Linked DNA regions of Mus musculus: region 1 is linked to region 2. The links are chromatin loops, found by intact Hi-C in ENCODE. Cell type or tissue: left cerebral cortex. All regions are shown on one strand. Links, peaks and the distances in the headings refer to the core of each region. The heading gives the core; the rest is flanking DNA. Region 1 holds the start of Gabrb2 (gamma-aminobutyric acid (GABA) A receptor, subunit beta 2). Region 2 overlaps Pttg1 (pituitary tumor-transforming gene 1).

Region 1 (15,341 bases), core at 1-8,000, 990 kb after region 2:
CTATGTAGCTCATCGTTATTCTATATTTTTATAATGTTCTATCCTTCAATGTACTTACAACTTGACATTGGAATTTAGTCTACATTATTTTAAATGGTGCATGTCTTCAAATTAAGCACTATGATATGACTCTATGCTGTATTTCTCCACATCAGCATTATAGATTGTAGACAGTTAATAGCAAATTTCTGTTATGACAATTAATTCTTCTTTCTGTGCTGGAAACTTCACATACTATCATAGACAATATTATTTGTTTGATATAATTCATCAATATTATAGAAGCAGATAGCAAACTATGTAGCAAATAAACCAACTCGTCAGACCAAATACTAAATGAGCATTGAAATTAAGCATCAAAAGACTGATAGAAGAGAGAGACCACTAGGCACCTGATTGGCTGCTGAACAAAGACATGAATGAAAAGATAAGATGTAGGCTAAGCAAATGTCAGAACCTGAGGCAGAGTTAAAGGTTGACACACACTTAAATGTATATAAAGTTACATGAGGTCAGGGCTAGGGTGATATCCTTTGTTGCTCTGTCCATCAGGCCTTACACATATCTTGCTTATAGTAACTGCTAAATAACTATTCCTTGAATGGAATTTTAAGCTCTGCAGCTGGCGATACAAGAAACATCTGTATATTTTTAAAGCATTACTTCTCTCCATTTGCCATTCCATAAAAAGGTAATTTTGTGAATGTGTTTACTAGAACTCTTTCCTGAAAAGTGAAATATTGCTTTAGTTGGTTGGCAAATGTGCCATTTCAAAAATGAAGAATCTGCCTCAAATGAAGAAAAAGCTATTTTGGTCCATAATTCTCAGAGCCAAATTTGAATCGTAAAATGCACTTTTCATCAAAGAATCTTAACAAAAAGATTCCTGCCAATTTAACCAAGACATCTAAAAATATTTCATTCTAGAGCCAAGCTTCCTGCTTAGCGGCATCTGACTGAGATCATGGAGCCCAAAGACTTTCCATTGGGTGATGGTCACTCAAGCGGAGAACCCGCTACAGTGTCACCACCTTCCAAAGACCTCAGAATGACACACTGTTTAGAAATTTTGGACTTCTTTCAGATTTTTATCTATTTCAAAATTTCCCTGAAACTTTTATGTGTTCAACAACTGCTATAACAAGCAACTGTAGCTAGAGATACGTGTAACTTGTAGATGGAAGTCTCTTAATGCTTATTCTGTATCATTCAACCAGGAAGAAATGGAGCCTTAATGAGGTACATGGCTACTAAAAATGAACACAGGACAGCAGGGCTGTATGCTGGGTGTGATGAATGCTTGCCTGTTTTTTACCCCCTCGTTAAGTTAAATGCAACTAATGTCATTTTATTAATCCTGGTAGTTATCTGGGACACTAGAAAAAGAACTATTCCCTCCTTTGACAATTAAGGATATAAAGACCCTTAAACTTTGAATAACCACAGTGTGACCAAGAAATGGAGCTGGCACCGAGCACTCCTGATCCAGCTCTGGGTCTTTCTACAAATATCACCTGTTCTTTTTTTTAAAAATCCCATCAATACACACTTATATTGCTGCAGTTCAAATATGTGACTGGTCTGTGGAATGCCATTCTTGAAAGGCAGATACACAATAATAAAAGTTACAGCTACCAGAGACAATAGGTCACAAGCCATATGAACAAACAAGGGCATTAATCAACCTTGAGATTTCACTTAAATAGTTAAAAAAATCATTCTTTAGATAATAAATATAATCAAAACATCCTAACCCTGGTAGGCCTTTGCACTAGATACAATACAAGCCTCATAGTGAGTTACCAATGGGGGCCTGATTCATCTGTTGCTTCCAAGTGAATAACCATATTTTGAAACAAAATAGTAGTTATATGTGTTACAAAACTGTTTTGGAGGATTCATTTTAGGTCAGTAAGACTGGAAGCCCAAAGTGTGGCTGGACAAATGCACTGGTGTCAGCATTAAGCTAAGAAAGGAGTCTGGCTTGGAATTTTTCACACCTGCTTCAAATCATTAATGCTACACTGTTGTCCCATTTACAAGCTGACATTTATTTTTGCACTTTCGACATCCCATGACTTCTCTGCAACAGTAAATAGCTCAAAGTGATTACACCCTGCCTCAGCTGGATCTATATTTTGACTAGCAGGTCTTGGCATTGTGTCCACCTCTGATCCCACTCCAAAATGGTACATGCAGGGGGAAAAGGTCAGTTGAAGTTTCTGAAGAGAACAAAAGGTTTAACACTCTATGCCATGTAAGGATATAATACCCTCAAGTCATTTCCAACCTATTTTAGTTACCTGGAGTCATTTTGTGAGCATTGCTTTATCTCATAAATATTTTTCTATGAGATACTTTGTGATGTCTTTAAAAAGCAGTTAGTAAAATAAAGCTTTATTGGAAGAAGATGAGCAAAAAATTTAAAATAATAAATGAGATACAAGTCTGACCAAGCATATGTAGAAAATATAAAACCTTAATTGATTTCTATTTAACTTTGACATTAGAAATTCAATTTAGAGCCAAGTACCTGGGATTGTAGAGGTACCCAGGTTAGGACACAACTTCAACATATTCAAGTCATCCAATGTTATCTTTCTTCTGTGTTTGTGTATCATACAATAAAAATATTCCCAGTTATTAGATTATAAACTTTCTGTTATTAAACCACTGCTAAGTTAGTTGATGATCCCCCCAGAGTCTCTGAAAAATGCTCAGAATCTTATGATGCCTTTAGATTGTTATTGCCCAGCATCTGTAACTGATATGCTAGATGCCACTTTGAATTCTGGGAATATGAGAACTTCTGTTAAATTTAGGTGAGAGCCAGGCTAAATCCTAATACTTCAAATTTCTTGAGTTAATTAGTATGCCCTAAATTTTATGTCCCAATGGCTGGCTTAGAAGTGTTTGTATAAAAGCTTACACATTTCATCTCTGTCTTTAATTATTTGTCCAGTCTCAAGACAGGAAGACAGGAGGATGTCATAGAACAATATGAAATGGGCTGTGTGCTATCAGATCTGAAAGGACTGCTGGAATATTAAGGCTCACTTGATCTAGATACACTGCCAAGAAGAAAAGAGGAGAGGAGAGGAGAGAGGGAGGGAAACAGGGAGGAATGGAGGGAGGGAGGGAGGGAAGGAGGGAGAGAAGAAGGGAAGGGAACAGCGAAGGAGGGAGAGGAAAAGAGAGGGAAAGGGAGAGGGAGAGAGAGAATTTACAGGAGAAATGTCCCTGAGTTAACTGGGGGAATCTGGGACACTTGTCCTTGTCATGTTATGTCCACAGTGCTCCAACGTGGGCAGCAGGGGGCGCTCCTGCATGAAGCATACCCCCCCAAAAGTGCTTCCCTGTTGGAGAACACAGGTTCTTCTCACACCCCTCTCTCTCTTCTTATCCTTTGTCCAAAGACTGAGTGTTGCTGACAATAAGTTGTGTGTGCTTGGTACACATAATGATTAGTGTTGCAGGAGCAGTAAGAAAGTACACTTGGTATTAATCTTGCCTTTTTGGATAAAGACTGGCCAGTTTTTTATTTGATTTCAGTGGATTAGCAGAAGGGGTTAAAGGAGATGGAAGGTGGTGGGAGGGGCAGAGATGTCAAATGTCATTAAGTACTAGGAATCAATTTCCTAAAGCAACAAGTGGGCATCAACACCCCAGAACTAATTACTTAGTCACTCTGTGAGAGTTTAGTTTGTATGATAGACTTCCTGGTAGGTTTTTGTTTGGTTGTTTTATTTATTCATTTATTTATTTAGTCACATTTAAATGCTCCTTTTACCATGACTAAGCCCCAAACACAGAACTGTAACTCGACAAACTGAGGCTTTCAGGAAGCTGTGAGAGCCATCACTTCTGCAGGGGGCCTTCCAGCATATTGCTGCCTGTACAAGTGAATGTGTGAGATACTTTACTCACTCTGTATTGGATCCAAATTGGGAAAAGTGCAAAAAACCAGCAGTTGTTTTGTAATTACACATGCCATGAATTCCAGAGCAATATACTATTCTCCTGTCCCCACATTATACACATATTCAAACATACTCCACCCCCCCCAGCAACTGCACAGCCCCCACACAGTCCCCATTATAGAGACGTATCTATGAGCATTAATACTCACCATATTGACCTCAGAAACCATATCAATGCTGGCAATATCAATGTTCATTCCTACGGCCACAGGGGGACCTGCAAACCAAGATGGTCAGCCATGTGACTTCTCAGAACTTAGTCATTCATACGAAGAGTTGTCACTGGGAACTCTAAAGAAACCCCCTCTGTAGAGCTAATCCATATATTCATTACTTTCCCATATCTTTGCAGTATGAATGTGGGGATACTCTTCTAGGAATATGCACACATGTGCTGGTCAGACAATGTTGCCAGCTCTGTCTACACATGTTGATGTCTCAGCATGTGAATTCCTACAACTCACAGAGCCCTAGGGATTCGTGTAGATTGCATTGAAACCCCCTCTTTTTTTCCCCACCCACTTCTGTGTGTAGGTTTTAACTCTTTAATTCCATTAAGAGTCTGAGCAAAATTAAATGGCCACACTAGCATATCTGGGGCTCCAGGGAGAGATGCCCCTTTTTCCTCTGCTATCTTTATTCTCAATTCCCCAGAACCCCTTCTCCCCTATGCCATTCGCATATAGGGCTGGGTGGAATCCCGACATGAGCCACTTTAAACCATGGCCAGAACTCTTCTAAAGTAGATGGGCACAGAGAGTTGAAGCCACCTCTCAGCCAACCGCCTGCACACTGTGTCCTCAAAAATACTCACATTATAAGACATCCCCGGCTGGGCACACTGTTAACTAAACTTAAGAGGTTTGTATCTCAAGAAACCTCAGACTGGGAACAAAGATGTATCACGGTGAAGGAGAACGAGAGCGGTTACAAAGTCTGGTCACACTCTAAGGGGGTCTTCTTGAAAGACCTCTCAAGTGCTGGACAGAAACTGGCTTAAGTTTGGATCTGTTTCTCAGCAAGGTAAAATAGGAAAACATTCTATACATCACATGCGCCCACAACTAAGGAGAGGAAAGAGAGTGCACACAAAGCCCAAAAGACAGCTTGGGCTGGAGCTGGGCTGTTTCTTATTTGCAAGGCAATCCCATTACCTCCAAAATCTGGTCTCAGACGAATGTCATAGCCTTTCAACAGTCTGTCCACCGTCTCTTTAACCAGCGACATATTACTAGGGTCATTGACACTAAAGAAAAAAATGACAATAACCAGGAATGAATAAAGAAGACAGCACGGCATCTTCAACAGCCCTGCTCACAGAGAGGTATGCAGACAGAGCCCTGACAAGTGAGAAAGGAAAGGGACACTTACCTCTGAGCACAGACAGCGGCGATTATTAAGGGAAATGACCAAATCCCAAAGTAGCCCCTTTTCCGGACTCTCCACATCCCTTTAGGTTCTGGTGGGATTGAGGGATTCACTGAAGAGAGGAGATCCAACTTAGTCTGCCCAGTGCAGTAATTCTAATGTGGAGCGCATGCGCACGGCGTACCAAAACATCAAAGGGGCAGCGGCGGCTGCCGGGGACCGAGATTTCCTTGTTTAAAAAAATTAAAGGGGAAAAAGGAAAAGAAGCATATATATGTGTAATATGTACATGTTTGAATAATATTAAACTACTACCCCAGAAATGCATCCAGAGTAAAATCTTCGTTGGTTTTTTTTCTTTCTTTCTTTAAGACAAAAGCAACCAGAGCGTCTGGTAAGTTTCTGTTCTAGGAGGTAGTTGCACCTCACGACGTGGTGGGATTTTAGAGAGAGGGAGAGAGAGAGAGAGAGAGAGAGTGTGTGTGTGTGTCCCCTTAAATATTAAAAAGAAAAATAGGAGTAGGGTGTAGGGAGGAAGATTGGTTCCTGAAACCCTTCTCCTCCCGGTCTAAGCCAGTTGAAAGGGGCAAGGAGTTGAACTTTATTTCCTTAAGAATAGCAATCCCCTGCCTGGGACAAGCGGAGGAGGTGGGGGTGGGGTGGGAGCGCTAGGGGTGGGGAGGGGAGCAGTGGGAACCAGAGTCCGAGGAGGAGAAAAAAAACCAATGGGAGGAGTGCTGAGCAAACGTTGGATTTTGAGCGAGGGGGGGTGGGGGTGGGGAGTGGACTGTGAATATGAAAGAATCGGAATGGCTTTGAGAAGAAAGGGGAAGGATACAGGAATCCAAAGATGCTCGTTTTTCCTGGGAGTCAAGGGGCGAGCTTTTTCTTCACTACTCACGAGTGATTTCTTTCTCTTCCTCCTGCTCCCCCTTTGCCCCCTGTTCCCTGGGAAGAAAACCTCGGGGTCCTGGTTTCTGGCGCTGTGACGCTCCTGACCCGCTAGTCCAGCTATTTATAGCAGGAGGGGGAGGGGGCGAGGGGAGCAGTCAGGCAAAGGCTTCTCTGGGTTTGGGTCTGACTCTGCACTAGGAAATTATAAGTGGTCAGGATGAGGTGTGTGTGTGTGACTGAAGAACAAAAGAAGTGGGGGCGTGAGGGACAGAGGGTGACAGGCGTTCCAGCACAGGTGCGGGGCCAAAAGGCATCCAGTGCGAGGGCGGGTTGCGGGGTGGGATGCGCTCCTCTGGCCCCCCACGCCTCGCGGACGCACGCGCACCGCGCGCGCGCGCGCGCGCACACACACACACACACACACACACACACACACACACACACACACAGACACACACGAGACACGTGCATTCACAGTCCTTGCCACCCACCACTCCTTACCTCACCAGCAGGAGCTCGCCGCCCACTACTGTGGCCCAACGGAGCTGCACCACTGCCGCTCTGCTCTGGACAGTTGAAGCTGCACCTCTGCGTCCAAACCCAGTGGTTCACAGAAGACAGGCACAATGAAGGAACCCCGAGACCGTTTGAGCCACCAAATCACCTATCTACACACCACAATTTTCCCTCATCCCTTTCCTAGCCCAAGGGGACCCAAGGCTGCCCCCTTCCCTCCAGCTCCAGGCTCAACACGGACACCAGATCCAGACTCATTTCATAGGAAAAATCATTTCCTCTGCTTGGGGCTCGCTGGAGGAGGGGAGGAGTTGCGGGGGGGGGGGGGGGAAGAGGATGCCGAGAGCACCGGGACTGGGATGCCCTAGAGTCGTGTTCCTCGTTTTATCCTGAAGACAGGGAGGGAGTACAGCAGGTGCATCAACTACCCTGGCACTCTTTGATGAAGAGGTAGAAAGGCAGAACTCAACACTGGGTCCTGGACCCCAGTATCCAACCTAAATCTACTACTGAGCCTTGTCATTTACCGAGAGTCCCTACCATGTGCAGAAAGCCGCGCTTAAAGCAATATTAGCTCAAAGTTGACTCCTTAGTGACCCCATTTTACGGGTTTAGAAACTAGCACATCGATCGGAGGAACATGTCCAAGGTCATTTCTGTGGAGAAGGGTGGAAAGTGAGTTGTGCTTATAAAGCAGTGTTTCTAACCCTTAGACTAGACTACCTCAACTCTTAAAGTTCAGAACCTCACACTCTGCTAGCTCTCTGCTGCCACGCGGGGGACCTCCAAGCGCCCACTGCGCCTGTGGGATGGGAAAGCTCACAGATTACAACAGACTGGTGGTCCAGCAGGTCTCTCTGGTGAGAGCAGAGACCAGATCCCCAGGGATCGCAGCTAGCTTGGTGCTACAAGATTCCAACTGAAGGCTTTTTAGTCTCCACTGTGACCACGTTCAGCTTCCCCTTTTGACCCACATAGTACAAGACACCCCTACCCCCACTTCCATCCCCTTGCGCGCATCTCAGGAAATTAAGAGTTATTATTCTGGGGCAGTTTAGAGAGGTGACTCCAAGGGAACTGTGGAGAAGGGATGGTTGCCAGCAGGAATCTGATAGTTTCCCTAGGGCAGAAGACAAACCAAAGGGAAATAATCTGGGGAAGTTTCTAGGTTAAAGACAGGTAAAACATAGCACCATAAACACAGAGCAGATGCATCACTGCAGGACTATCTGCAAGGCTGGAGGCTTACATGAGAATGCGCGCGCACACACACGCACACAAACACACACACACACGCACACGCACACACACACACACGCACACGCGCACACACACACACACACACACACACACACACACACACACACACTCACGCACGCGCACGCACGCACACGCGCACACACGCACACACACGCACACACTGGTGTGGGGCAGAGGCACCTTTTGCTGACTTCCTTTTCTTTGCTCTTACAGTAATAGTAACATTCAAGACCAATGTAATGAAAAGAGAAAAATATGTTTCAATAACCAAAAGATTCCCAAAGTAGTTAGCCAATAATTTGATCAAGTCTTAGAAAATTCCTTTATCTCCAAAAAAACATCTCCAAATACAGACTTCTTTCTATTAATTAATCCTCTTATCCATCCATCACGTTCAGGAAGGTTTTCTAGTTTGGGCTGAAAGTATGAAATTCAGGAAACAAAATAAATCACAAAATTCTCTCACATCCATCCAAAATAATAATAGTAATGCATTAAATGATTAAATAAGTGCATATTGAAAATCTATTAAGAATGGGTCTTCTCAGACACCTAGAAATAGCTGCAAGACACTGATGCTTCTAAACTGTGGTCTCCTTTATTTATCTAAGTCTAGATAAATGTTAATACCGTTTTCTCCATTGGGTTAATGCTGAATGATGTAATCACTTGAGTAGCATTTGTCATGTGATTAGCACATATTAGCAGTCTTTAATGAATGGATACAAAAGCAAACAATGTGGAGTGGCAGTCATCTTTAAAGACTGGAAGAACACAGATCGGATGCAATTATTATAAATTTGCCTGAGGAGAATAAAAGAGCAGCCATTTGGAGAAAATCAAAAGAGCCTTTTGAAGGATGAGAAAACAGAATGTCAGAAGAGGGAAGGAGACCATTTGCCTCTATGTGGTAGCTCCCGGGGACATCTCTTATCCTTGACTCCAGGGACTAATATTAAAAATACACTTATTCTAGTTATAAGACGTAAGATGGGCATGCCTAAAATAGATCGTACTCCTGAGACTCTCGGGAAGATCTGCTGGTATAGCTACTTAAGAAAATACAAAACTGGAAAAGGAAAAAAAAAATCTCCTTAATCTGAAGTTATATGGACCCATGGAGAGCTTGGTTTTATAGTCATCTCTGAGTCTCTAGTATGTAGATGTGAAGTAGCAACAACCATCCACTGTCTATCACTCTTCTCTTTGTGTACTATTTATTCATCATTATGGATAAATGTTATTTGATCAGCAATGACCACAATCATCTGAAGACAGATATGCCCCTCACCCTCTTGGAATGTATATTCTAATATGGCAAATGATGATCATAGAAATAATTGCAAGCTGAACACATGAAAATGAAATGGTCTCTAATGTTTAATGCTTACTCACTCTGAGGCTGTAGGTAAAACTTGTAACTGAAGAAACGATTCACATCATGAAATTTGAAAGGTAAGCTATCCTTGGGCTGGAACTAAACAAAAACTGCCTTTCCTGTTGGTTAATTCCAACAGTACATAGAGGTGTCATACAGGCAGCCATGAACCGTAGGAGCTCCAATGCCAACTAATCAGGCAAGAGGAGCTAGCTTGTACAATAGCTGCACAACTGTTATGGACTGACCAAAAACCCTGAGAGCATATTTGAGGCCCACTCTACAGGAGAGGACACATGCATGACTGCTACTTTCAACTTGTTTAAAAACCATTCATGGGGTATAATAGACCTCGAGGGACCTCATCACTGCAGTTTGCCTACATGATATGGCAGTGTAGATGATTATGTTCAGATACATATAGACAAATGTATCTCTCTCACCCTAATAGGCAGAAGCTTCTCTTTGCAGTGAATAACAGTGAACTTGAAGACTCACGGCTGCTCAAGCATGCTCCACTATGTTCATAGCAGCCTTATTTATAATAGCCAGAAGCTCGAAAGAACCCAGATGTCCCTCAACAGAAGAATGGATACAGAAAATGTGGTACATTTACACAATGGAGTACTACTCAGCTATTAATAACAACGGATTTATGAAATTCTCGGGCAAATGGATGTATCTGGAGGATATCATCCTTAGTGAGGTAACCCAATCACAAAAGAAGTCATTAGATATGCACTCACTGATATGTGGATATTAGCCCAGAAACATAGAACACCCAAGATACAATTTACAAAACACAAGAAAATCAAGAAGAGGGAAGACCAATGGGGGGATATTCCATTCCTCCTTAGAATAGGGAACAAAATACCCATGAAAGGAGTTACAGAGACAAAGTTTGGAACTAAGATGAAAGGATAGACTATCCAGAGACTACCCCACCTGGAGATCCATCCCATAATCAGCCACCAAACCCAGACACTATTGCATATGCCAGAAAGATTTTGCTGAAGGGACCCTGTTAAAGCTGTCTCATATGAGGCTATGCCAGTGCCTGGCAAATACAGAAGTGGATGCTCACAATCATCTATAAGATGGAACAAGGGGCCCCCAATGCAGAAGCTAAAGAAAGCACCCAAGGAGCTGAAGGGGTCTGCAACCCTATAGGTGGAACAACAATATGAACTAACCGGTATCCCCAGAGCTCGTGTCTCTAGCTGCATATGTAGCAGAAGATGGCCTAGTCGGCCATCACTGGAAAGAGAGGCCCATTGGACTTGCAAACTTTATATGCCCCAGTACAGGGGAATGCCAGGGCCAAGAAGCAGGAATGGGTGGGTAGGGGAGTGGGGGGAGAGTATGGGGGACTTTTGGGATAGCATTTGAAATGTATATAAAGAAAATATCTAATAAAAAAAAAGATTGTTAGACTAAATGATGCTTGAGTGCTCAGCTCTTAACAGGACACTTTTAATACTACAGGAAGAGGCAATTAAGGCAATGCATGATCCAGAAGATAGGAAGAGAGCAAAATGCTATCTTTAGGCCAGGACACAGCCATTGCAATCATAAGCTCACAGAAACCTCAGCTGCACTGAGTTGGAGCAAGACTGGACATGTCAGTGGGTGATTCTGAATCTAGTCAGGCCTTATGAGACATGGTCCTACTCTGCTGAACTACTGACAATGGATGGATTATTGAGCAGGGAAAGTTAGCTCCCTCAGAGTGTACCAAAGAGTGAGTTTAATAAACTCCAGTGAGTAACAATGAACCTGCAACCACAGCGGTGATCCTGGTTAAAACTCAGTGGGTCGCAAAACAAAACAGTAAGGCATGAGGCATGAACAGGACCTGTAACAGGGAGCAGTATGCTAGAAGAGGAGGAGACATAAGAAAGGGATGGAGGTAGAGGGAATGATGTTCTACATAGAAATGAAACAGGGAAAGAGCAAATGTAAGTAACACTAAGAAAGATAGTCTATCCTGATGCAGAGTTGAAGAAAGAATAGCAGAACTAGAGGGTGAGAACAGGAGTGGCCACTGAAGACACAACGGAAATATGGCTCTGTTTGGAAGCAGAAGTGTGGCTGATGGATCTTAACCACACTGGAGAATGACAGGTGTGGCTGAAAGGGATCTGTCAGAATTGAGGGGCGAACGCAGATGAGAGATGATGTTGCTCTGAGTTAAGACAGAGATGATAGAAACAAACATGTCACTCTCATCCTAAAGACAAACTGCCAAACCTTTCTGACAGGTGTGATCTGGAGAATGGGGGATGGAAGGATTTGGCGGTGATTCCTATATGTCTGGTCTGACCTACAGGGTGGTAGGGATAGTCAAGTAATGCTGGTCATGATATATTCAGTTTGGTCATGTTTCAGTACATCTTACAAGCAGAGGTTCCATGTGTATTTGGCTCTCTGCACTCTAATGCTTAGAAATGGGTGTTCAGAGCTAGGCTGGGGCCAGAGCATTACCCACTTCTTGGCACCATATACTTTCCCGTCTTTCTTTTTTTTTTATTTTTGTATAATTGCTATGCAGTTATAGTCATATTTTATCTATTTTACTTTTATATTTATGAATCAAAGCAAGACATTGTAAAATGTAGGTTTTTTTCTTTGATTTGTTGGTGCTCTCTTCTAGAACCAACTAGTATTCCTCCAAGGCTGAAGACGATGTGATTGCAAAAGGTCATTGGAGCTTGAGCCTAGTCCAGGAAGAATGACCAGAGCAGAAAACCGGGATGTTCTAGAAGTTACTCTTTATGGCCTGATACTGGGTAATCATCCTGATGACTTGGGAAGAAAGTTTCATGACAGTGATTGCTTGTTTTGCTAAGCCATTGAAACATTTGAATTTATAATCATGCTTGTAGAATGAATAATGGCTCTCAGTTTTGAATACTGATCCATATTTCAAAATAATGTCCAGAAAATTAACAATATTGAAAAGCAGAAACAGTTCCCAATAACATGTAGAAATAAAGTGTAGTGTGTGATATGTACACACACACACACACACACACACACACACACACACACACACACATACAGATATTATGTTAGTTTCAGGGCATTCCACAGCACAAACTTGGACCTCTTAATAAAGTGTTATCAGGTATATGGCTGCCTGGACAACTATGACATTAAAATAGGAACCAACTAAAACACACACACGCAAACATACACACCTAACAAAAAGCTCTTTTCCAGTCTGGAAAAATGACACTGTAAAATTATGAAGACCTGAGTTCAAATTCCCAAAGCCCATGGAGAGCTGGGTGCAGTCGTGTGTATTTGAAATCCTGATGCTTCTCTGGGGAAATCTGAGGTGGAAATAGAAGAAGCCGATGGACTAGATTGCCTGGCATACACAGCAGCAAAAGAACAAAGGGTGTGTCTCAAGTGGGTGAAAGGTCAGTACCAGACCTCTGCCTGTCCTCTCACTTCTACGTGTGTGCCCTGGAATAGGTACATGTCTTCATTAAATAAAATATAATGATGGGTTTACTCATGAACACATGTACATAAACACACTATATTCACACACTGGAAAATCATTCCATGTATCCTACATATAAATGAATTTGTATTTTGTTTGCCAATAGGTCTGACTAAATGAGTTCATGAAGTATGGTTCAAAACTATATTAGTTAAACAATACCTCTGGTTTGTTTTTCTGGCTAACCTTACCTTTCTGAGACCTAAATAGAAAATTCTCTGGAAATAGCATGAAGTATGAATTAAGCTTACGAATTAATAAGAAGTTATTTATTCTAAAGAAAAATATGTGAATTCCATGCTCACTCTGTCCTGAATATCCTTCAACATTGAACTTTGGTTTGGGTAAACTATATGGACACAGTAAACTATAAATCACTTTAAAGTGTTTAACTAAGAAGATATTCACCAAAATAATACAATAACTCATTGTGTCAAAAATTATTCCAAATGCTTTATGTAGGGGAATCTAGTCACTGCCAACAACATGCCCATATGATGTAACTTCTTTCTCAGACTAGAAGAAAAGGACATGTCAGTGTATTTTTTCTCCAATAACTAGTTAATTTATTCACTTTACAGCAGGAACACAACCCCCTCCCTCCTCTCCTCCCAGTCCCACCCTTCCACCCCCTCAGAGGGCGAGCTTAGTCGTGATGTCAGTATCATTATGGTTACAGTTTGTGAAAAAATATTCAAGGGCTAAGGCCCTTCCTGAAAAAGAAAACTCCTGTCTTCTCAAGCTCTCAACTCTTCTCATCGACTAAGTTAATATAACTGAAATAAAATCTCAACTCCAACAGAGGGCCTATGCATTTTACAAATCAAATGACCAGTAGGCACTCTTGAGGCCTGAGTTATGAGACATATTTTCAAGTAGGACACCTTTAAGCACCACCTCAGATTAATCGATCTTCAAGAATACAGAAAGCAAAGTGCACCTCAAAGTAGGAAATGAAATTAGCAGCGATGCTTCAAATGGAGGCAAATTGTTCAATGAGGAAATTACCTAGAGTCTGACACCACAGGGATGCTAATTACATTCACATAAGTCTCCGCAGTAATAAAACACTACATCCCACAAGCTAGAGATGGATGGAACAGGAAGGAAGTGTTCTCTTTTTCTCCACTGTTTCTCCAAACCTGACTGGGGAGAATAGAGAAGTATAAGTCCCTTATTACTGTGCATATGCAAACTGACAGACATGGCACCGTGACAGAATCATGGAGTAACTTTTTACATTCTCTCTTACATCTCTAGCCAAGGAGAGATGTCTAAAAACAGATGATCTGATCTGATCTGCTTAAGTTGAATTTCTCTGGAACATTGGTCACACTTTCTTGTGGCAGTTCTAGTGTTCTCTCCTTTTTTTCAGGATGTTTATCTACCTGGCTATGAATGCTAATGACTCTAAAGTTTTTAAATTTTTTGAAAGCCTACCAAATGTCAGAATTCTGGAAAATGTGTATATATTTCAAAAGTTAAAGCTGAAATCAGACTGCCAGAACTAAGATTGGAAGTGCATATTTATATTCAAGCAATTAGGAGAAAAGTTGTATCTGAAAAATAAAAACAAAACAAAACAAATTCAGATAAAGCTAACCAAATTAAAATAAAAAGAAATCCCTGAAGCTTCGCATGATGGTGCACAGCTGTAATCTTAACATGTGCGAGGCAGAGACATGATCTCTATGAATTGTCTATGTAACATGTTTCAATCTATACAGGACTATATGCTGAAAAACTGTCTCAAAACAATCCATATGGTGCTAAAATTAGTGACTAGCTAAATGCTTATAATATCTAATACTATGCCTTCGATTGTCCAGTTCTAGTTAATATAGAAAAATATATCTAATATACTTTATAGTATATGTGAAGAAACCCACAAATATAGAACTTAAAGGATTTATACTTGGAGATGTGTTGGAATACAGCTTAGTAGTAATGTGCTTATTAAACAGAACACAAGACTATTGGTTTGAAGTCCAGCATTGGAAAATCAAAAGTCCCAGGATTTCTATTTTCAGAGAGACTGCATCTGTTCCCCCCTTTGTATGTTTACAGCCAAGTATGTTCATGACTCAAGTGCTTTATCAGTGTAACTCTTTTGTTAAACATATTGTGCTTCTCTCCTCATTTTGTTCGTCACCAAGACCAGTGAACCGTTCTACCTTATATCAGGTGTTCACAACAGTTTTCACTGCTAGGTAAACTAGAAATGATTCTCCACTAATGCATTACAAGTTCTTGCTTATTGTCTTGCTTTCTCTAGGACGACCACCAACAATTCATTACTTGCTAAGCTTTCCCAAACACATGTCGGGGGTCACTCAGTGCTGTTGTTTTTTGCAAGTGATAAAAACAAAAATCCAAATATCTAAGGTAAGACAATATTACTATTAAATGCTATTTAAAACTTTAAGATATACTC
Region 2 (16,442 bases), core at 4,900-12,899:
TGATGCTACATGTAAAAGATCTGCATGTGTGCGTGAGATTCATTAGATGAATGTAGGATGAAAGTTAGCAGCTAATGTTTGTTATGGATGATGGCTAGAAAGGAAGTGCAGAATCTAACGAGAAACTCCTCTTCTTCCAGATCCGCTGTACTCTCCTCCCAGTGCCCTCTCCACTCTGGATGTTGAATTGCCGCCTGTTTGTTACGATGCAGATATTTAAACTTCTTACTTCTTTGTAGTTTCTGTATGTATGTTGTATTAATAAAGCATTTGTGCATATGTTCAGATTGTGAATACTTAACCAACCCCTGATTGGTATTTTTTGGTGTTAGGAGACGCCACTGTTCTCCTTTGGAAGTAGACCCCTCAATGTGTCCCTTTTTGTGGCTGTTAGCTAGTGACAGTTATTAGATCTCTTATTTAAGGAGTCACTCCCAGCTCATTTAGTATTTGTTAGGCATTCTTTTTTTGTTTTTTTTTGTTTTTGTTTTTGTTTTTTTTTTTTTGAGATAGGGTTTCTCTGTATAGCCCTGGCTGTCCTGGAACTCACTTTGTAGATCAGGCTGGCCTTGAACTCAAATCCACCTGCCTGTGCCTCCCAAGTGCTAGGATTAAAGGCATGTGCCACCACTGCCCGGCCTTGTTAGGCATTCACCAGATTGGTTTAGTTCTAATGACTTTAGTATTCAGTAACGAGAATTTGAAAGGCTCTGAGTCTTTGAGAACTGTCTCCTCAGGATCTCTTCGATGATCACTGCAGATAATTTACTTACAGTAGGGTTCGTTCCCCAACTATAGAAGTTGGTTATGTATCCAATAGTGCACATAAGTATTTGATAAGCATTAGTGTTATTGACATCTGAGCCTATATTCTTGGACATTATGGGACTGGGATCTTTGTTTTCAAGTGAACTATGTTTTGCAACTGTCACAGCATGCTGGTCTCTGAAGTGTGACAAGTTTTGTAAACGATGTGGGGCTTCAGTCCTGAGGCGGGAGGGGCCTAGCATCTTAATTTACCTCTCGAGGATGTGGTATAGGACACGTGTGGGAATGGAGAATGATCAGGAGCTCCGAGCTTCAGGGCTGGAAGAGTGAAGTCCTCTGCTGTGCTTTGCATCTGCAGCTGGGAAGACATGGCCCCAGGAAGCCACTTTCCAGCAGGGTGCCTGGAAGGGTTCTCTTTTTTTGGGGGGCATTCTCCCTTAAAAGTGAGTTTTAATTATTGTTCCATGGAGCTCTGGGTGGGTGCAGTCTTGTGTGTAAAGTCTGAAGATTCTCCTTGAGAGGGGTGAGCTCTAAACTAGAGCCGCATCTGCCTCAGCCCTGCCCTCTGCTTTAACTGGGTTCAAGCTCATTTCTCCTTTCTGTGCTTGCCACGTTCACTGAGTCTGGGTAAAGCCGTGAGCTCTTAACCGAGCCTCAGTGTGAATTTTGTGCTGTCCTAATTGTAGTCCACTTCTGAGCTCAGCCCCACTCAGCTCTCTGGAGTCTGCTTGGGATGGAGGTGGATTCATTGCCAAATCTAACACGAGTGGCTTTCAGGTCCTGCTGAGCACGCTTGTTCTCTAGCCCGGGGGGGGGGGGGGGGGGTCCTTCCTGTCCATCTTCCCAGCAGCGTTCCATTCTTCTGAACTCCTCCCAGAACGAGCCATTAAGCTCTGCTTACAGTAGCCAGAGCTTCCTCGGCCTGCATCTCCAAACTCTTCTAACTCCCTTACATTGACCTGTTCCCCAACATCTGCAAGACCACATTGTCAGGTTAATTGCGGCAGTGACTCCATGTCTTGGTCCCACTTTTTAGTAGAGAGTCCATCATGTCAGGAGGGCATGGTGGCTGGAGTATCTCTGACCATGGCATCAGGTTATATCTCTCCACAAGGAAGCAGGGAAAAGGGGGCCTGGTGCTTAGCTTGCTTGCTTTTTTATCTTTTCTTAGTCAATCCAGGACCCCAGCCAATGGGATGGAGCCATCTACATTCCAGAGTTGGGTCTCTCTAAATTAATCCTCTCTTGAAAACCCCCTCAGTTACTCTCAGGTGATCCTTGCTAGCATTTGTTAACCTGATCAAGTTGACAATTAAAACTACCCACCACAAGGGGCCATCTGGAATCTACCCTTCCAGGCACAACCTTGAGATCCTTTCAATACTCTGAGCACCTCAGAGAACCAGGGTAGATGAAGGTCTCCCACCACATCAGGATCTTAAGTCTCCAAGGCTTGGGCTGCGGTAGCAGGTGTCCCATGTTGATGAATGTCCGGACTTGGAGGCAGGTAGCAGTCTTCAAGTTGAGGTAAATCTCCACTTGCTAGTGATCCTGTGTCTTTAGTACTGTGATGATGGGGTGGGAAAAGATACCACACTCTCATTTCTAGGATGTGCCCCAGCAGCCTTCTCTCCTGCCATGCTTTGCTTGGCCAGTGGTGGCAGAGTGGGCCTACGGGTTCTGTACCTTAGGCTGTGTGCAGCTGGGGCAAGATGACTTTCCAGTCTTCGTTCACAGCTTCATATGACTGCAGGAAGGCAGCCGTGGACTTGGCTTTTTCCTGCACTCATCCCAGAAGCTGGCTAACTTCCTCAGACCTCCCTCCTCTCAGGGTGCTTGTTGCTCAGGGCTGGCATCTCAGCCCAAAGCTAACTTAAATCTGTGTGTGTGTGTGTGTGTGTGTGTGTGTGTGTAGATCTGAGGACAACTTTTGGGAGTCTCTGCTACCTGAGATAAAACTTAAATTGTCAAGTTTATCAGCAAGACCCTTTATAACCTGCTGAGCCATCTTGCCAGCCCCAGTGCTGACTTTTGAATAGGCTGCACTCAGTGGCTTTGGAGACCTCAGCTACACGTGATCAAATGACAGGAACAACCAGATGGGGGACCTGTTCCTCCTGTCCAGCTAGAGTCAACTCTTACCAAGGGTCTCATCCTTGTTAGTCTGCAAGTCTCTTAGAGACTGACCTAGATAAACTAACAGCTTGGGGAACTGGATTGCAAGGAAGAAGAGTGCAAAGTGCCCTTTGTCCTATGTACACACGACTTCGAGGACGAATCATACCTTATGAAGAGGCCTCATTGTCCTGTGGGAGGAGCTTGGGATTGATGGTCCACTTCTCAGACCACACAGTGGAACAGGCTACAGGCCCTCCAGTATGCAGAGTGGGAGGGAGGGGGTTTCCATGGTGATGGCAAATCTCATCACTTCCCTCACGGTTGCTGCTGGATGCAGAAGTGGGAGCTGTCTGCCCTCGGCAGGCTGCTCAGAGATCAGGTTGTAGCTGGCTTCTGTACCTCGACCTTTGGGTGGGAATCGTAGTGGGGCTGGAACACTAACCAGAAGTGAATGGCAAGGGCACCTGACTCGGGAAACATCTTCATTTGTCTGGAAAGATTAAATTGAGCACTGTTCTACATTTCCAGGTTGAAAGCTTGGCATGTAGCTACCTGTTCTCAACCTGTGGGTGTCGACCCCTTTGAAGGTCAAACAACCCTTTCACAGGGGTCACATTTCAGATGTCTACAGTACGATTCATAACAGTGGCTAAATTACTGTTATGAAGTAGCAATGAAAATAATTTACGGTTTGGGGTCACCACAACATGAGAACCTGCATTAAAGGGTCACAGCCTTGGGAGGATGAAGAGCCACTGAGCTAGAGCAATACTTACAGCAGCCGTTCCAGCCCCACTTTGTTATTGAGGCAGAAGGAAACGGGTGTCATGCGGGACAGGACAGTTGGATAGAGAAATGACAGTAGAAAGAGCCAGGGAACTGGAAGCCAAGAAAACAGAGATAAGGAGAGATGGTTCTTTAGTTAGGAACAAGTAACTGAGTGGGATGTGGTTCCCAGAACCACACCAGGCAGTTTACAGCTCTTCCGGCCTCTGAGCATCTGCACCATGCGCACAAAACGGCCTCCCCAACTCACATAATTGAAAATAAATCTTAACCAAGCAGACACAAGATCACATAAGGTGGGCATGCAAGCCTGGGGCTGTTGAACTTTGTGGGATGCATCTCCAAAGTTTAACAATGACCCTGATGGATGCTGTGCGCTCTGGCTCTTGTAGAGGAGTCTGCCAGGCTGGGTAGCTGAAACCTTGGAGATCTATTCTCACAGTTCTGGAGGTTAGAGACTTGAGACTCAGATGTGGTTCCTTTCAGGCCTCTTTAATTGACTTGCTGTTAGAGGAACTGTGCCAGAGCAGACCAATGTGTTCATGGGAGGAAGAGAAAAAACGGTACTGCGAAATGACCTGAAGTTTCAAGCCACGTGGAGGGAGTGTGGCTGGTACCCCAGTGAGGGCAAGATGAAGATGAGAAGAGAAGATGAAGAGAAGATGAAGATGAAGAGAGAAGACGGCAGAACATATTTCTCCACTGATGCTCATGGAGATGTGAATTTTGGTAAGTTAAGAGACTGCAGAGTCCAGAGGGCAGTCTGGTAATCTGGGTGTGAGATATGTCCTGTATGAGATGGCTTATCTTAGTCTGCATCCTATTGCTGCCATAAAGACTCTGACCAAAAGCAACCTGGGGAGGACAGAATTTATTTGTAAGTCAGGGCAGGAACTCAAGGGCTGGAACCTGGAGGCAGGAACTGAAGCAGAGGCCATGGAGGAGTGAGTGCTGCTTACGGACTTGCGCAATGCTTCACTTAGCTTGCTTTCTTATATTTTTGGCATTAGCCTAGCTTTTCACAGCTGAGCCATCTCCTCAGCCCTAACCTGTTTTCTTGTACCACTGAGGACCATCTGCCTAGGGGTTGTTCCACCCACAGCCTGTGTGGGCTTTCCCTCATCAACCATTTATGAAGCCAATCTGATGGAGGCATTTTTTCCAATGGAAATTTCCTCTTCCCTGCTGACGGTGGTCTGTGTCAAGTTAACAAAATACTAAGTAGCATGCTGATGTTAATGATGGACACACACACACACACACACACACACACACACACACACACACTGCATATTTTGAGACAGCCGTCTCCCTATGTATCTGGGGCTAGTCTTGAACTCATGATCCTCCTGCCTCAGCATCTAGATTCTAGGATTGCAGGCGTGCATCCCCACACCCAGCTACATATTTTCATCAACATGCAGAGGTGGGTTGCTTCTGATACCAAACTTCTTAGACTCCATGGGATTGTGTGAAGATTTCCCACAAGTTCTCTTCCTAGAAGCAGAATAGCAGCCAACAGGTTATTATTCTTGGTCACAACGAGCAAGAGTTGTTAGGACTAAGCCAGAGGCCATCTTCCTTGCTTGAAGGATTCTCTTCAGGGTCATCTTGCTGGTGGTTGCATGCCTAGCACAGGGGAAGAGATCTGCCCCTGGATGCACAACGTTGCCAGGGAAAGTAGACAAGAAAATGACAGGCACAACGAATTCCCTGGGATACATGACTACTGGGAGAGCAGAGGCCTCTGTCTGTCATCTGTCCTTTAGAGTAGCCATTCCTGATGGTTGTCTAGGGAACCCCAGGGGTACTCAAGACTTTTGTAGGAATTCATGAGATTGAGTCTATTCTGTTGATAGCACCACCCGCTTACCTCTTCTCTCTCTCCTATTCTTCCACAGGAGCCTGGTGGCATTTTCCAGACAGGACTTTAAGTGTGAGGTCACAGCTGACTGAATGCAGAAGCAGCTCCAAGATTCCAGCTGTCATCTATGATCCAGACGTTAACGAGCCATGCAAGCGTGCGAAGCAACGCCAGCCTTCTCACTTGTTTTCCTTCCTTTGAGGGAAAGGTTGTTTTTCATAGAATATTTTGTGTTAACGTTAACAGGCTTATTATAGTCATGTTTAAGTCAACCAGTAAATATTTAAAAGGTTTCCTCAGATTTATTTTTTTATCACTATACATATGGACAGAATCTGTACAAATACAACCATTTGTAGTCTTTAGTAATCTTTTGTAATATTTGTGTCTATGTATGTTCATCGTTGTGCAGATTCATTTGTGTGCACGTAAGTGTGTAAGTGTGTGTGTGTGTGTGTATGTGTCAGAGAAAAATCTCAGACCTTTGGAGCCATGCACTTTTGTTGATTTGATTTTTTTTTTTTGTTTTTTGTTTTTTTGAGATAGGGTTCTCTGTATAGCACTGGCTATCCTGGAACTCAATCTATAAACCAGGCTGACATCAAACTCCCAGATCTGCCTTGCCTCTGCCTCCTGAATGCTGAGATTAAAGGCATGCACCACTACCACTGGGTTGAGACAGGCTATTCCACTAGCATGGACCTAAGCAAGTCACTAGAGTGTCTGACCAACAACACAGTGAGGTTTCTGTCTGCGTCTACAATGCTGGGATGAAAAGAACACACTACCATGCCTGGATTTACAAGTAATTACATGTATCGTGTGTGTGTGTGTGTGTGTGTGTGGGGCATGGGTATGGTGTGATATGTGTACCACTATTTTACTTAAGGAGATCAGAGAACAAACCTGCATGACATTGGCTGTCTCCTTCTACTTCATGGATCCTAAATATCAAACTCAGATCCGGTCTTGGTGATAAGTACCCTTACCCTCTGAGCCATCTTGCCAGCCAGCCCTTCCTTCCCTTCCTCCCTCCCTCCCTCCCTCCCTCCCTCCCTCCCTCCCTCCCTCCCTCCCTCCCTCTTCCTTCCTTCCTTCCTTCCTTCCTTCCTTCCTTCCTTCCTTCCTTCCTTCTTTCCTCTTTCTTTTTTTCTTTCTCTCTCTTTCTTTTTTCTCTTTCTTTTCTCTTTCTTTCTTTCTTTCTTTCTTTCTTTCTTTCTTTCTTTCTTTCTTTCTTTCTTCCTTCCTTCCTTCCTTCCTTCCTTCCTTCCTTTCTTTCTTGTTGTGAGCCTACCTTTTAATGGCTGACCCATCTTTTCAGTCCTTTATTTCCTTTTAAATTGGGATTGAACCCAGGTCATTGTGCTCGCAGGCAAGCACCACACTGACAGAGCCATCCCACAGCCCTTATTGTGGGATTTTAAAGAGTGTAACAGACTCGTGAGATCAACCCATTTGAGAATTGTTAGTTCAGGGTCTATAGACTCCCGGGCTTAAGTGTTTGGGTACAGACTCTGCCATTGTCATCTTAGGCAAGTTACTGGCCGTCTTGAGACCTAATTTCCTTATCTGTAGACTGTTACTTTCCTTATTCAGTCACTGAGACCAGCAAAAGATAGCACTGGACACTGATCATTTTTAAAATGCTAATTATTCTTATCATAAAAAAAGATGGGATGTCTTCTCTGTGGGTAACCATCTGCTAAGTGCTGTAAAGGCTGCACAATGGCGAACGTCACAGCTCCCACTCTAAAAGGGTCCTGTCACCCAGCAGAGTGGAGATGCCCAGGTTGTCAGTCTGTACCTTTCGGTTAGATTCCGAACCTGCCTGGGATTTATGGTCTGATTTCGAATTAGTCACTTTCTTTGGGAAAAGCCAGACTATATGCCTTTATAAAGATCCACTGAAGGGACAACACATTTCCACGTGTCCACTTCAGGCGAACCGTCCATTACATCAGGCGGTTTTCCCTTTCCCTTGAAGACAAGCACCAAGTCCTCTTCTGTTCCGATCTCCAGAACCTGCCTTCTTGTGATAGTGTAATCAGCCACTAGAGGGCGCCCCCTTCATTTCTTGCTCATTTGCTTTTCTTTCTGCAGTCTTAGCTGTGATGTGAGACATGTTTAGCTTGATGGCTGCCTTACATTTTGCTTGAGAAATAGTCTTTTAAAACACGGGTCTCACGTAGCCCAGACCCACCTTAAACGTGTAGCTGAGGCCAGCCTTGAACTCCCAGATCTTGACTTCTGCCAAGTGCTAAGATGACGGGCACATTTTTGTTTTTTGTTTTTTTGCCACACCCAGACTGTCTCTTGTTTTTAAAATTAGCGGTGCTTACAGAAATGCTTTAAATTTGACCTTTTTAAAAAAATATACATTGTTGTTTTGCTTGCATGTTTTGTGTCTGTGTGCGGGTGTTGGATATTTGAGTCACAGAGAGTTTTGAGTTGTCATGTGGGTGCTGGGAATTGAATCCCAGTACTCTGGAAAAGCAGTCAGTGCTCTTAACCACTGAGCCATCTCGACAGCCCCACTGAAATGTCTTTAAATAAACCTGGGGCGGTGGGATGAATGTCGCTGCCGCTGCCCAGCCTTTCCAGAGCATCTGTTTTCTCACCAGATCTGCACCAAGGGCATTTCACGGGCATCTCCTGGAATCGCGGGGCCACAGTGTGTGTAAGGTGGCTGTACTTGTATTCTAACGACTGCAAGCTCAGATTCTAGTTGGTTACGTAATCTCTGCTACATCCGTCTTGACAGGACATTTGATATTGTGAGCCATTCTCCCCAGGGCCATATCCCCGCTGGCTGTAAGAAAAGCCCAGGATAGGTTTTGGGTTTTATTCTACAAGAGTGGTTCCTGGGTTTATCGGACACAATGCTTTCTGTAACAAATATTTTGTGATAAGTAATTTGGCTGGCTGTTTGTTTTGAGCGGAACAGACCGGACCAAACCAATGTGGAATTCAATCACCGAGGCCTTGCAGCCAATTAACTAAGTTGCAACTGAGCTCCGGGCTGACGACTAAGGTGTAGCCAATTATTTTTTATGTCTCACTTTTTTTCTCCTGTAAATGCTATGTGTTCATGCTGTTGGCTGGAGTTCTCAGAATCTGCCCTGGTGTTTGGAGCTGCCCCATGTGAGAATCCTGGGTCTGGAGATAGCTCAGTCAGTAAAGTGAAGACCTGACTTTTGAGCTTCCATTTCACCCAAGCTGGCCATGGTGACATATCCTTGCACACCCACCACTGGGGATGTGGCCAGCTGAAGAAGGATCTATCCTAAAAAATACATGACTTGCTGCCAGTACCAAAGGTCTATAGCATGTGGGCACCAATTCCCAAGTATTCCACCAGAGGGCGGTATACCCTCTTCAACCCCTGCAAATTGCTTGGTTCCTAATCCTTTTCTGTGGGTGACAAGGGGCCTCTGTTAGAGGACTGGAGGTCCCCTGGGTGGTAAGGGGGGTGAAGAGGGAAGTGAAGAGAGGAAGTCACAGAGCATAGAGATGACCCCCAACTTAGTGTGGTAGATTTCTAGTCACATGGTATTCACCATGACTTCAGTTATGTGCTTGACAGTTTTAATTTTGTTACTTGTCACTTGTTTGCAAGGTGATAATGAACTAGCGCATTTACTCTTGTCAAAATAGGGTTTTTTTTTCTATGTTTGATAACCGGTGATGAGTCTTTACTGAATAATTTTTTTTTAATCGACTTAAACTTTTGTTTAACCTGATATTACATGTGTTTAAATGGTAACTTTTAATGTTTAAGTGATGTGTAGGCATAAAACTTGCATCATTGACATAATTAGAGTGTAAGAGAGAGAGAGAAAGACAGAGAGAGAGAGAGAGAGAGAGAGAGAGAGAGAGAGAGAGAAGAAGAAGAAGAAGAAGAAGAAGAAGAAGAAGAAGAAAACAGAAACAGTGTTACTAAATTCTTGCTGACCCTGACCCTGTCTGGTCTCTTTCTCACTAAAGCGTTGTCTAGGGAAAGATTTATCTGCGTAAAGACAAGTTAGTGCAGAGTCTTGACCATCCTTCAAGTAGCCAATAGGATGAGCAGCAATGCAGCATGAATAATTTTCCCACCATGTATATTGACATTCTATAAAGCATCCTTCAACCTTCAAACCATTTCCCTTATCCTGTGCACAAACAGCCAGTCATTGTGGGGGCGGGGTGAGATTAGGGGTGGGGGTGGTCAGTGGCTCCCTGGATGTGGAGTGTAGGTAGGGTCTACTTAAGAGTTGTGTGTTCTGTTCTGTGCATATGCCCTCTCTGAGTCTCTGTATCTCATCCCTCAAAAGAAGATGTTGGAGTAGATCTCATTCTCTCTCTCTCTCTCTCTCTCTCTCTCTCTCTCTCTCTCACACACACACACACACACACACACACACACACACACACGAACGCACGCACGCACTCAGAGAGTTCTGTGATGAGCCATCCTACTCTCACGACTTGTAAGAAAGTGAATGTTAATCTCTGCTTCCCAGGAAGGAGCTTGTAGAGGGGAATCCCCTGAACAAGACCAAGAGGGTTTTTACAGGCTGAGAGCTGTGTCATAAAACCAACGGCTGGGGATCCAGACCTCTGCGCAAGGACTTGGCTCTGGAGCAGGGCAGGGGAGAAAGAGGAGACTGCAGTTGCAGGATCTCTGAGATGGGAAGGGGTTGGAGTTCACCTGCATGTGTGTTTGGGTGTATGCCTGTATGTTCATACTTGTGCTAAGGTCTATATAAGGAGGTCAGAGGACAACTTTGTGGCGTTGGTTTTCGCCTTCTCCTTTTGCAAAGTCCCAGGGATAGAATTCAGGCCATTAGGCTTTGGAGACAAGCGCTTCCCATGCTGAGCCACCTCACTGGCCCCAGCTGAGTGCTATTAAAATGCTCTTTGCTTAGGAGGCGGGAGCAGGTGGACCTCTGTGAGTTTGAGGCCAGACTGGCCTACAGAGTGAGTTCCAGGACAGCCAGTATTACACAAAGAAACCCTGTCTCAAAGAAGAAATCTCTTTGTTATCTACTTGGCTGTAAATTTTAGTGGTTACATTGTTGGTATTTATAGAATATTTCCTTAACTGTCTCAGTGTATCCCTGAATGAAAGTGTATCATTTTATGTGTAGCACAAGAAACTTACAATCTATTTTTATTCTCCCCTCCTGGAGCCATTATGTTATGTTTGTGCTTTTTAATATCTTATAAATATATTTATATATTGTCAATATTCTTTTGTTTAGTGATCTCTCTCTCTGCCTCTCTTTGGTCTCCCCGTTGTGTGTGTATGTATGAGTTTTATGTGTGTATGTGTGTGTTTGTTTGTTTGTTTGTTTTTTTGAGACAGGGTTTCTCTGTATAGCCCTGGCTGTCCTGGAACTCACTCCGTAGACCAGGCTGGCCTCGAAATCAGAAATCCGCTAGCCTCTGCCTCCCAAGTGCTAGCATTAAAGGTGTGTGCCACCACTGCCTGGCTTTTTTTTTTTTTTTTTTTGGTATATGTTTTGTATATGTGTTGTATGTATATATGTGTTTTGTGTGGTGTGTATGGTGTGTGTGTGTGTGTGTGTGTGTGTGTGTGTGTGTGTGCGCGCGCGCAGGATATATGTAGAATTACTATAGGTAAAGTGGCAGGTTTGAGAGGTAAGAATAGATAAAGGCCAGAGGAACTGTTACACTAACAAACATTTCCAGGCAGGCCGTATGCTCTTTTGAAACTTTCTAGAACACATAGCTTTCCAGCAGGCATGGTTTTCTGTCCATGTAATTGATAGACCTATTTGGTTGGCCCTTACAGGAAGGGGTGAGAGCCATTCTTGTTCTTTAGCAGAAAGCCTTGGTTAGACCTTACCCAGAGGTAGATATTACAGGTGTAAATGTTTATCTGTCACTGACCTCCCAGACAGTCAGAATGTCATTTCCAGGGTCAGAGGTAGGACTTGGAACCCATGCTAATAACCAGTCTTCTAGTTTCAGTTTCTGACTTTAAAGCAGCAGTTCTCAACCTGTGGGTTGTGACCTCTTTGATGGGGCAAATGATCATTTCACAGGGGTCACAAGATCGTGGGAAAGCACAGATATTTACATTGTCACTAATAACAGCGGCAAAATTACAGTTATGATGTAACAACAAAACTAATTTTATGGTTGGGGGGGTCACCACAACATGAGGATTCGTATGAAAAAGTTACGGCATTAGAAAGGTTGGGAACCACTGTTTTAAAACCTGCTGATTATGAGAAACGGGTCCACAGTTCCAAAGACATCCAAGCCCGCTCATTTCCAACTAGCTACATAACAATGTCCATCAAGACCTGAGACCCAAAAATCATTTAGCAGATGAACAACAGAGTTGATCTGGCCAATTCTGGCTAAAATGGAGCATGGAGTGGGGTTTCCTCTCTTGCTAACTTTCAGACCTCAGAAAGTGATCAAGGGAGCCAGAGAACGGAGTTGGGCTGATGCAACACAGCTTGGAGATAAAATTAGGAGAAGAGGTAAACACAGAGGACCAAAGATGAATAGAATTACTTCTCAGACTGTAATAGGCATGATCCATTTCTACTACAAAACACCCAGAGAGAGATCCCATTCAAAAGCTGTTAGCAAGAAGGCATTGCTGGCATCTGACATGTTTTCAATTTGATTTTGCAAATCATTTAATGCAGACAAGGCAGCAGTGGGATTATGGGGAATATATACACAGTGTTTGACCTTGGTAACAATGGCAACAGCTTCTCCTGAGTGCTGAGGTTATCTGAAGCCATACAGTTTTGTGTTCCTTATGTCAAAGGCACGTGTTAGCCTACTGAATCCTGGTCATCCCTGGTCAAGCAGTTTTGATAAATGTCCCCCAGGCAGACGGTTTTGATTTCAAGGTATTGGTGAGACTCTCAGGACTACTCACTGGCATTCACTTTAAAAACTCATCAAATTACAGTAACCCTGAAGAAGGGGTTTTAAAAAAGAAGCTTTTAATTTATCACAAGCTTTTGTTATTCTTGTCGTTATTCCCCTTTGGGGATCCATATAGAAGTTTAGCTATGAGGCCATATCCAGAACTTAGAAGCTTTGAGTAGTCTATTAGTCTTGCAAAGGCCTCCGGAGACCCTAGGTTATTTTCTAAGTGTTGGGGATTGTAAGGGCCTGGATGGCTTGAATACAATCATCTAAAGAGCTTTATGCTCTAGAGTTAAGATAAATTCTAATTTAATACCTTTAGGGATAATAATTGGATCTTTGGATTCGATCATACCCTCTGTCAGCTATGGAATTTAAAGACTGCATTAGGTGATTTGAGGATCCATTTAAAGAAGGAGGTCAGATATAAGAACTTCATCCATGCATTGTAAGACCATCCCATTATTTAAAGTTAAGTCATTTAGACCTCTAGCTAAAGCTCGTCCAAAAGTGTGGGTGCTGGCTCCGAAACCCAGGGAAGAAAAGTCTAGGCGAGTTGCCTATTCTGATGTTGCACACTGGTCCATCCAAAGGCAAAAATGAATTGAGACCCAGGAAGAAGGCATCTTTAAGATGCAGGACAGTGATCATTGGTCATTAGAAGGAATTGTATACAGAGGCCTGGGCACACAGCTTCACTGCTCCATAGTCTCTGCTAAACTTTTTGGCCAACGCTGGGGTATTAATGGGTGATTTATAGGGAGTTAAAAGCCCATAAGAGAGAGATCACTGATTAGGGGGTGAAGTCCTTCCCCAGGCTTCAGGCTGCAGAACGCATCAGTAACGGTTAGGAAAAGCATGAGAATCCACTATAGCTCTGGTCTGTAATCCTGACCTGTCAGTCGCCATGCTTCGGGGTGAATGAGGAGGCTTGCGAGAACCTAATAATCTCCTCAAGGTTACTTTTAGGGATGTGGGAAAGGTCCCTTATTGACTTTAGTGTTTGCTCTCTTAGTTTTGCCATGTGCTGAGGTGGGTTAGGGTCTCAGTGACTGTGGGCATACTTGGTACACTTGGCAGTATTGAGGGTATTCGCCTCTGTATTGAGTCTCCTCTTCACATGATGTATATCTATTAGAGTCCAAACTAACCAAAGGCCCGTAGCTTTTCTGATCAAGAAGACATGAGCCTCCCAAGCTTTGGGATGCTTTTAATGGAGTCCAGTGGGACATGATGGACAAGGAAGGAGTATGGGGTCAAAATATTAGCTGTCTTCTCAGCCCCTTGGGCATTGGCATACAATGTGTGACTGGCAAAAACTCAGATCTGTTAAACTAGTTTTTGGGTTTTTTTTTTAAAGATTTATTTATTTATTATATGTAAGTACACTGTAGCTGTCTTCAGACACACCAGAAGAGGGTATCAGATCTCGTTATGGATGGTTGTGAGCCACCATGTGGTTGCTGGGATTTGAACTCCGGACCTTTGGAAGAGCAGTCGGGTGCTCTTACCCACTGAGCCATCTCACCAGCCCTAGTTTTTCATCTTAGGCATGGTCTCATCCATTCCGGCTGGTCTCAACTTGCTATGAACTTGAGCGTAACCTTGAGTATTGATTCTGTTGCCTTTACTTTCAAGTCCTGAGATTATAGGGACCACTATATTAGAAGAAGTAGTTTTGAATCACAAACAGTGGCTTAAAATATAGTTGTTGTATAACACTCAGATAAAATTGGACAAAACAGATTTTGTAGATAGGCAGGATTCTATTACGGTGGTTCTCATCCTGTGGGTCATGACTCCCTGGCACACCTCTATTTACAAAAATACATTACCATTCATAGCAGTAGCAAAGTCCCAGTTATGAAGTAGCAGCAGAAATAATTTTATGGTTGGAGGGTCACCACAATATGAGGATCTGTATTAAATGGTCCAAGTATTAGGAAGGTTGGGAGCCACTGCTCTATTGGGAGTGTTTCCTAAGAGGTTAAAAGCCCTAAAAACACAGCAGATAATATAAGCAATTACCTTGATAGAATGTAAAATCCCTTTTCTCTAAGCTGGTGTTTGGTAGCTGTTATAGAGAATAGGCCAACATTTAAGAAAACTTTTTTTTTTTTAGACAGAAAATTGGGTTCCAGTTCTGCATCAGTACATTAAATCCTGATCTTAGGAAATTTTAATAATTTTGGATTATGGTCAATTTAGTCATGGCCATACCATCTCTAAGCTCTAACTTCTTGTGACATACTTTAACCTCCTGGCTTTGTCCTACTTTTTCCCCTATTTCCATTTTGAAACAGTCCTTTCCTTAGTTGTAAAGTAAAACTAGATTTCACCATATAATTCCCCCTTTAGTCAAAAAACATTTTCTTTTTACCAGAAACACATTTCTATGCCTGTAATATACATCTCCTTTTCACACTTGCTGGTTTCTGTTTTACTTTCTTTTACAAAATTCTTCATGTAATTTGAGGTATTTGAGTTTTTCTTATAAAGCCATAAAACCTGCACGCAGGACATTCTTGACCTTTGGGTTTTTTTTTTTCTTTTTCTTTTTGTATCTTATAAAATTCATTTAGCTGGAGGATGGCATTAAAACTTAAATTGGCTATTATAGGTAATTTTACTCTAGCATCTAACTTAAATTGCTTTGTTATATTATTCACATAATCCTGGGTCTTTAGGCCATTTGCCTAGTCATTCAACCCCCCGCCCCCACGCACACACAGACTTTTCCCAGGTCCAGTTCTTTTTTTTTCATTCAAAATTATCTTCATTTTATATGTATAACTGTCTGTAGCTTGATTTTCTTTTTCATATAGTATTTTACTATTGGAGAATTTAATACATGCATACAGTGTATTTTGATATTATTTACCCAACTCCTCCTCCCTTTCCCTTAACTTCTTTTAGATACATCCCCATCCCCTCATTCCTTCTTAACATTGTGCACCCTTTTAAAAAATAAAACAAACAAAGCAAAATAACAATATCAAAAATATTGAGTCCAACTTGTGCTGCCTTTATCTGGTCATCTGTTGGAGCACGATCAATCAACTGGGAGTCATAACCTTGAAGAAAACTGACTCTCCTTCCCCAAGAAGCCCTCAACTTTCAATAGTTCCTCGATTACGGGTTGGGCTCATAAGCCCTCTTGGCTCCATGCCAAGGTATTGACTGGCTTGCTCTTGTGCAGATCTTATGCAGGCAGTTGGTCATTAAGTTCCGGGGTGCAGCTGCCCTGTCATAGCTAGGAGACACTGTTCCACTCCAGCACCAGATTTTGAGAAACAAGACTGTCCAGCCGGTTGGCAGGAGGCAGCGAGGAACGGCAACTTTCTGAAACTGGCTTGACTCAGAAACGGCAGAGGGAGGGAATGCCCTACCGCACGCTCGAGGCTTCCTTGGGAAAAGAGCAGAATCTTCCGGTCTGTTCTCTGCAGTAGTTTTGCTCATCACAGCTCAGGTTCTCTTGGTTATGGTGCTTTGTTCATTCGCTGGCACTTTTACCCCTCCCCCCATCACTGGAGGTGGAAGGGAAGACTTCGTTATGTGCAACTAAGAGTGCGAAAGATAAAAATAGCAGACAGGAGGTGAGTGGGAGAGTTCCGCAGGAAAACAAGGAAGCTAAGGATTCTGCTCCTAGGGACCCACAGAATGCTAGGTGACCTCGGTCAGGCTACATAGCAATTAAAGTATCAGAGCTAACACCAAATGCAAACAGCTTATTATGTCCCAAGGGAGGAGTGATTGTTAGGAACGTGTTGGAGCTGTTGACATAGTTCAAAGAAGTGACAAGTTCTGTGCTATTAAATGCCCCATTTTGTCATGTCTGTATAGTGCCGAATCATACAGATAAAATGTTTGCATAAGGGTTATTGTTTCCTTTTTTTCAAAGATGACAGGTGAAAGGAGTCAGTACACATGACACTGGCCAGGCTGGAAAACAAGAAACCAAATACAAAAGTAAAGTTATCATTTCAAATTAGAACTCAGCTCTGCT

The links. Peaks named below come from ENCODE experiments on the same cell type or tissue, not always from the same donor. Only the 100,000 strongest peaks of a DNase experiment are listed, where the experiment ranks them.
Region 1: it touches region 2 in a loop (3-fold over the local background); 2 of 42 quality-filtered maps call a loop at or near these places.

What each region holds. Positions count from the first base shown.
Region 1 is chr11:42,411,437-42,426,777 of GRCm38, reverse strand. It overlaps Gabrb2 (gamma-aminobutyric acid (GABA) A receptor, subunit beta 2), which reads right to left and starts at 6,004. Exons shown (of 9, transcript NM_001362647.2): 1 at 5,352-6,004; 2 at 5,135-5,226; 3 at 4,130-4,197. The coding sequence starts at 5,428. Gm34591 (a long non-coding RNA gene) reads left to right here and starts at 5,563. Exons shown (of 3, transcript XR_388590.4): 1 at 5,563-5,742; 2 at 12,050-12,185; 3 at 15,183-15,279. In left cerebral cortex, for the core only: a CTCF peak has its summit at 3,313 (motif pointing right); DNase peaks (open chromatin) are centred at 5,490, 6,343, 6,781, 7,432 and 4 more places; H3K4me3 peaks cover 5,612 bases; H3K27ac peaks cover 3,346 bases.
Region 2 is chr11:43,404,107-43,420,548 of GRCm38, reverse strand. Pttg1 (pituitary tumor-transforming gene 1) reads left to right here. Exons shown (of 6, transcript NM_001131054.2): 6 at 141-305. The coding sequence ends at 220. It also overlaps Gm5782. Among named protein-coding and RNA genes, the nearest start is that of Pttg1, 14 kb to the left of the region's middle. In left cerebral cortex, for the core only: CTCF peaks have their summits at 7,586 (motif pointing right) and 8,878 (motif pointing right); DNase peaks (open chromatin) are centred at 7,334, 7,594 and 8,893.